Regions from separate parts of the Homo sapiens genome. Here regions 2 and 3 are each linked to region 1. Evidence: read pairs that join two places in POLR2A ChIA-PET (ENCODE). Cell type or tissue: GM12878. All regions are shown on one strand.

The links. Peaks named below come from ENCODE experiments on the same cell type or tissue, not always from the same donor. Only the 100,000 strongest peaks of a DNase experiment are listed, where the experiment ranks them.
Region 2: POLR2A ChIA-PET joins it to region 1 with 6 read pairs; 2 of 35 experiments call an interaction of 5 or more read pairs at or near these places.
Region 3: POLR2A ChIA-PET joins it to region 1 with 5 read pairs; 2 of 35 experiments call an interaction of 5 or more read pairs at or near these places.

Annotation. Positions count from the first base shown.
Region 1 is chr2:227,459,228-227,461,727 of GRCh38, reverse strand. No RefSeq gene overlaps it. Among named protein-coding and RNA genes, the nearest start is that of MIR5703, 12 kb to the left of the region's middle. RefSeq lists an enhancer at 1,320-1,409. In GM12878, no CTCF peak of the experiment used is centred here; a DNase peak (open chromatin) is centred at 1,486; H3K27ac peaks cover 1,738 bases.
Region 2 is chr2:227,777,568-227,780,067 of GRCh38, reverse strand. It overlaps the pseudogene SNRPGP8. Among named protein-coding and RNA genes, the nearest start is that of SCYGR8, 33 kb to the right of the region's middle. In GM12878, no CTCF peak of the experiment used is centred here; no DNase peak of the experiment used is centred here.
Region 3 is chr2:228,615,696-228,618,195 of GRCh38, reverse strand. No RefSeq gene overlaps it. Among named protein-coding and RNA genes, the nearest start is that of LINC01807, 5.6 kb to the right of the region's middle. In GM12878, no CTCF peak of the experiment used is centred here; no DNase peak of the experiment used is centred here.

The DNA of each region.
Region 1 (2,500 bases):
AGCATTCTACAAGTGTTAGCAATCATTGTATTTCCCTCTTTTCCCATCAACAACCTCCTCTACAACCTAGACAGAATAAGCAAGTGTATACATGTATACATTAGCTTCCCATAGTATAATGTATATTATATTTTATATATATATTTTCTTGTTTCATTTTGTTGTTTAATATCCTAAGTAGGGCCAGGCACAGTGGCTCATGCCTGTAATCCCAGCTCTTTGGGAGGCTGAGGTGGGTGGATCACCCAAGACTGGGGGTTCGAGACCAGCCTGACCAACATGGAGAAACCCATCTCTACTAAAAATACAAAATTAGCCAGGCATGGTGGCGCACACTTGTAATCCCAGCTACTCGGGAGGCTGAGGCAGGAGAATTGCTTGAACCCGGGAGGCAGAGTTTGCGGTGAGCCGAGACTGCACCATTGCACTCCAGCCTGGGCAACAGAGTGAAACTCTGTCTCAAAAAAAAAAAAAAAAAAAAAAAAATCCTAAGTAATACATGAATATAATCTCATTTTTAAAAGAAAGCAAAACAAAACAAAACAATGCTGGTATAGTGAGTTGAAGCATCTCCTAAAACTTCACATTCAACCAGAACCTCAGGATGTGACCTTATTTAGAAATAGGACCTTTGAAGATGTGATTCATTGGAGAACTCAAGATGAAATCATTCTGATTTAGAGTGGGCCCTAAATCCAATGACTAGTGTCTCTATGAGAAGAAGAGAGGACACATACAGACATACGGGGAGGAAGGCCATGTGATGATGGAGGCAGAGGTGGGAGTCATGCTGCCACGAGCCGAGGAACACCTAGGACCACCAGAAACTGGAAGAGGCAAGGAAGGATTCTTCCCTAGAGCCTTTGGACCTGCTGATTCCTTGATTCCTCACCTGTAGCATAAAGAATTGTGAGCATAAATCCCTGTTATTTTCAACCACCTAGCTTGTGACAGTTTGTTACAGAAGCCCTGGGAAGCTAACACAGCCAGTAAAGCCAAAAGTTCCCCAGCCCACAGCTCACACTCTCCCATTCACATCGCCTCGTCCAGCAGTCGCAGCACATCGTTACCTTTCCAGACCTTTTTTCTATGCTTTTACATATCCAATACTATGGATTGGATAAGTAATATTTGGAATGCTATTACTATCCAAGTACATAGAATGCTTACTATCTGCCAGACACTGTTCTAAGTGCTGTTCATACATTAAATCACTTTATCCTCATAGGAACTTTATGAAGTAGGTGATAGGATTATTTCTATTTTACAGGTAAAGAAACTGAGGCACAGAAAAATTAAGTTGCTTGCTCAAGCTCCCAGGGGAGATCCAGGATTGGACAGTCTGATTCAGAAACTGTGCTCATAATCACCGTACTATACTTTATCTAGTTGACAATAACCACATTTGATGAATGTGGCAAAACCGCAGAACAGCAACTCAACATTCTGCAGCCTTAGTCGCAGCCAGGCACCGTGGACCACAGCCAGGACGAGGGTGCTGCTGCCGCCGCCCCCAGGAGACCTGGGGAGCGTGGCCTTGTCTCCCATAAGCATTGCTTCTGATTTACAGCCCTTAAAAGGCAGGAAACCCTCTAGAATAATGACTCATTTTTATTACACATGGGCTTTCAGGGAAATTTTAACAACCCCTATTTCTCCTTTTTTATACAGGTTACATTTTTGGTCTATTTTAAACATCTTCAAATCTGATAAATATGGGTCCATTCTCTATAAGATCTAGAAGTTGCCATTTGAAGAGTATTTTGCTGCATCTTCCAGCTGTGAGCATCATACATAGGGTATATGATTGCATGAAAAGATACCTTCTTTTTTTTTTTTTTTTTTTTTTAGATGGAGTCTCACTCTATAACCCAGGCTGGAGTGCAGTGGTGAGATCTCAGCTCATTGTGGTCTCTGCCTCCTGGGTTCAAGCTATCCTCCCACCTCAGCCTCCCGAATAACTGGGATTACAGGCATGCACCACCCCACCCAGCTAATTTTTGTATTTTTAGTAGAGACGGGGTTTCACCCTGTTGGCCAGGCTGGTCTCAAACTCCTGACCTCAAGTGATCCACCCACCTTAGCCTCCCAGAGTGCTGAGATTACAGGTGTGAGCCACGGCCCCAGTGAAAATGGATCTTCACATGCAAAGTTTCAAATGGAAAGAATATTAGAAATCACTTAGATTGGGAGGCCGAGGCGGGCGGATCACGAGGTTAGGAGATTGAGACCATCCTGCCTAACACGGTGAAACCCCGTCTCTACTAAAAATACAAAAAATTAGACAGGTGCGATGGCCGGCGCCTGTAGTCCCAGCTACTCACGAGGCTGAGGCAGGAGAATGGCATGAACCCGGGAGGCAGAGCTTGCAGTGAGCCAAGATCGCGCCACTGCACTCCAGCCTGGGCGACAGAGCGAGACTCCGTCTCAAAAAAAGAAAAAAACAGAAAAGAAAAGAAAAAGAAATCACTTAGACCAATGACTCAACAGGTTTAGAGTT
Region 2 (2,500 bases), 320 kb before region 1:
TGCTTTCTTCCAGGAGTGTGAAAATGCTCTAAAATTAGATTGTGGTGATAGCTGCACGACCCTGTGAATATAATAAAAGACATTGAATTGTATACCTTACATGGCATGTGAACTCATCTTGATAAAGCTATTTTAAAAAAGGTTACTGAAGGCTGAGTACGGTGGCTCACACCTGGAATCCCAGCACTTTGGGAGGCTGAGGAAGGTGGATCACCTGAGGTCAGGAGTTCGAGACCAGACTGGCCAACATGGCGAAACCCCGTCTCTACTAAAAATACAAAAATTAGCTGGGGGTGGTGGCAGGCACCTGTAATCCCAGCTACCCAGGAGGCTGAAGCAGGAGAATGGCTTGAACCCGGGAGGCAAAGGGTGCAGTGAGCCGAGATCACACCACTGCACTCCAGCCTGGATGTTTACTGAAGCTCTGTCCCTCCTCAAAAAATAAAATAAAATAAAAATAAAAAGGTTACTGGGTAGTTCCCCCACACCCAGCTTGCTAAGAGAGAGGTGCATCGGGCCTCCATCCCTGGGGCAAGGAGAGCCCTTCCTTTTTTTTTTTTTTTGAGACAGAGTCTCGCTCTGTCATCCAGGCTGAAGTGCAATGGCACGATCTCAGCTCACTGCAATCTCCACCTCCCGGGTACAAGCGATTCTTGTTCTTCAGCCTCCCAAGTCTCTGGGATTACAGGCTTGCACTACCATGCCCGGCTAATTTTTTGTATTTTTAGTAGAGACAGGGTTTTGCCATGTTGGCCAGGCTGGTCTTGAACTCCTGAGCTCAAGTGATCCACCCACTTCGGCCTCCAAAAGTGCTGGGATTACAGTCATGAGCCACCGCACCCAGCCTAGAGCCCTTTTTTCCTTCCTGCAATCCATCTTCTCTTTTCCTTCTGGTGGCAAAACTCCCTTGTGGAAAGCACACTTTTTTCTGCCACCTACTTCTCTCTTGACACACGTACAGCACCTCAGTTACTTCTAAGAAGAAAATGGCTTCTCAAAATGGGATTCTCTGATCTCCCTGAGTCTTTTAGCCCCGGTTTTGAAGAAATTGATACCCCCTTTTTGCCAAATTGCCAAAACTCTGAATGGGGGAAAAACAGCCCCCTTTTGGCTCTTCACTTGTTAACACTTAACTTTGCTCAAATAAAGTGATTTGCGCCAGGTGTGATGGCTCACACCTGTAATCCCAACACTTTGGGAGGCTGAGGCAGGAGGATTGCTTGAGGTTAGGAGTTTGAGGCCAGCATGGGCAACATAGGGAGACCCCCATCTCCTAAGAAGAAAGAAAGAGATTCCGTTCCAAGGCATCTGTGAGCCTGTGGAGTAGACACCATGAGCAAAGCTCACCCTCTCAAGTTGAAAAAACTTATGGACAAGAAGTTATCATTGAAGTTAAATGGTGGCAGACATGTTCAAGGAATATTGCAGAGATTTGAGCCCTTTATGAATCTTGTGATAGATGGATGCATGTAGATGGCAACTAGTGGGCAACAGAACAATATTGGAAAGGTGGTAATACAAGGAAAGAGTATCATCATGTTAGAAGCCTTGGCCGGGCGTGGTGGCTCATGCCTGTAATCCCAGCACTTTGGGAGGCCAAGGCAGGTAGATAACTGGTGGTCAGGAGTTCTAGACCAGCCTGGCCAACATGGTGAAACCCCGTCTTTACCGATAACACAAAAATTAGGTGGGCGTGGTGGTGGGCGCCTGTAATCCCAGCTACTCAGGAGGCTGAGGCAGGAGAATCGCTTGAACCCAGGAGGCAGAGTTTGCAGTGAGCCAAGATCGTGCCACTGCACTCCAGCCTGGGCAACAGAGTGAAACTCTGTCTCAAAAATAAATAAATAAATAAATAAATAAATAAATAAATAAATAAATAAATAAGTAAATGTTAGAAGCCTTGGAATGAGTATAAACAACGGCTGTTCAGCAGAGAAATCCACGTCCTCTCTCCAAAGAGCCCATTTTACTATGATGAAAAAATTAGGTCATGTACATTTTCATATTAGACTTTTTGTTAAATAAACTTGTGTAATAGAAAAAAAGAAAAAGAGAGAGAGGGAGGGGAGGGAGGGAGAGAGGGAAAGAAGGAAGGGAGGAAGGAAGACAGGGAGGGAGGGAAGAGAAAAGAAGGAAGGAAGGAAGGAGGGAGGGAAGGAGGGAGGGAAGGAAGGAAGGAAGGAGGGAGGGAAGGAGGGAGGGAAGGAAGGAAGGAAGGAGGGAGGGAAGGAGGGAGGGAAGGAAGGAAGGAAGGAGGGAGGGAAGGAGGGAGGGAAGGAAGGAAGGAGGGAAGGAAGGAAGGAAGGAAGGAAGGAAAGAAAGAAGGTGGAAGGAAGGAAGGAAAGAATGGACAGCCAAGGAATTAGGAAGAGGGCAGAGAGGAATAGATCCTCCCTTCCTCCCTGGGCCGTGCAGCTACAGGTGAGCAGATCCTGAATTTGGCAGGTGCACAGCAGTCGTGAGGGAATCACATGAGAAGCTCTTGGAGCCTCCAGGATGG
Region 3 (2,500 bases), 1.2 Mb before region 1:
TATAATCTGTTTCTAGACACAGTATACTTCTGACACCAAATGTGGTAGGGATTTCTGTAATTCCCACAGCAACCAATTCTCCAACACCAACTGGGCATCCTGCAATTCAATTCTGACACTGTATACCTGGAGTTAATGTCAGGTCCCACAAGTGAAGAGCTCAGCCCCACAAGACTGCTCTCACTTCAGATTGCAATCACAAGGCCAGGGCTTTCCGTACTTCTGACCAACTGGATATCAGTTGAGGGTTCCCAGACCTTTTTTTTAAGTTTGATAATGTCCTAAAATGGCTCACAGAACTCAGAAAAACCGTTTACTATTGCTGGTTTGCTATAGAGAATACAACTCAGAAACAGCCAAATAAGTGAGATGACAGGATAAGGTATGTGGGAAGGGGTGTGGTGCTTCCATGCCCTCTCTGGGTGGACCCCTCTCCCAGCACTTAGATGTCTTCACCAACCCAGACGGTTCCTGAATTCCATCGCTGAGGGCTTGTATGAAGGCTCCATATTATAAGCATGATTCATCAAATCATTGAGCATTGGTGATTTACTCAATCTCCAGTCACTCTCCCCTTCCTGGATGTCAAGGGTAGTGCTGAAAGTTCCAATCCTCTAAACGTGCCTAGGTCTTTCTCATGGCCAGCCCCCATCCTGAAGCTATCTAGGTGTCCTAGCTACCAGTCATCTCATCAGCACACAAAAGACACTCTCATCACTCCAGAGATGCCAAGGGTCTTAGATGCTCTTCTGTCAGGAACCCAGGGAGTAAGACTAAATATTATAACAGATGACGCTTTTATTACCCCTATCACTCAGAAAATGACAAGGATTCAAGGAGCTTTGTGCCAGGAACCTAGGACAAATAACAAATTTATATTTATCATTATATCATGATTTCACATTTGCTGAAGTACTCTCTGAAGGAACCATTTCATGCCTTCTGTCTTGCCCTCTGTCATATCCACCGATGATCATTTCCCCCTAAACTGAAACTATTAACCAAAACATCCCACAACTTCCAGCCCCCTCAAACTACATACATACCCACATTGGAACTCATTATTTCCCCTCTTAGAAGCCTAAAATCCATTATCTATAGAACATAAATCCCAAACATTTTTTTACAACAAAAATCAGAGCACATCACTTCTCTGCTTAAAACACTCCAATCATTTTCCATGCTGTAAAAATAAAATTTGAATATGGATTTTCAAAGTTTGACAAGAGTAAACCTTTGCTTGCCTTTCTGTCCTCCTCTCCCACCACAGTGTCGCTCAACAACTATGTCCCAGCCATGTGGGTTCTGTTTGGTTTCCTTCCACATGACAGGTGCCTTGCCAGCTCAGAAACTTGGAAGCAGCTTTCCACTGTGCCTGGATGGCTCTTCCCCTCCTTGATATGACCGGCTCTGGGCTCTGTTCTTCTATTTTTTTTAGAGATGGAATCTCACTCTGTCGCCCAGGCTGGAGTGCAGTGGCATGATCTTGGTTCACTGCAACCTCTGTCTCCTGGGTTCAAGCAATTCTCTTGTCCCCTGTTCAAGCAATTCTCCTGTCTCTGCCTCCCAAGTAGCTGGAGTTACAGGCACGCACCACCACATCTGGCTAATTTTTGTATTTTTAGTAGAGACAGGTTTCACCATGTTGGCCAGGCTGTTCTCGAACTCCTGACCTCAGGTGATCCATCTGCCTCGGCCTCCCAAAGTTCTGGGATTACAGGCGTGAGCCACCACACCCGGCAGGCTCTGTTCTGTTGTTCAGGTCTCAGCTTAAATTGAACTTCCTCAAATAGGCCCTTCCTAATTACTCACGCTCAAGCAGATTCCTGGCTATTTTTCTTGCTGTATCTTTTACAACTGAATGTTGTAACCAGTGCTGTGTCAAACTATATTGGAACCTGAGCCAAAAGGGAAAATCAGTACTGTGACCCTGTCTTTATTACAGATTTTGATATTTTGTTCATCATGGATTTTTTGCATTAATTTCAATTGTTTTAAAATATTGCATTAACACATTATTTACCTTAATTACCGAGTTTCTTACCATTTCCTTAAATTTTGTGTCCCAGGTAAGTGACTCACTTGCTTTATCTGAGACCTGGCCCTGTTGGTAACCCAGGCTTCTCTTTACTTTTGGACCAGTATGATGATTTTTAATTTGCAGGCCCAGCCTAACCTGTAAGATTGTGGAGAATGCTGTCAAGTATCAGGGGTGACAGGGATGATCGTCCATGACTTAAAACTGTAAGAGATAATAGATGAGACAGGCAGAGGGAGAATAAGATGGGAAAGGTGGGTATCTGGGGTGGGAAGAAGAAGCATCCCTTGCAACCATAGTGGGAGTTGAAACAGACATCTTAATGCATAAGGATTAGGTCATCGGGGAAACTGTGTGAGAGGTAAATCAAAATGGCATTCTCTCCATCTTCAGGGAAGTACAGAAATGACTCCTTGAAGTGGGTGGGCCTCATGTGACACATGGATAGCCACACAGGTTGGT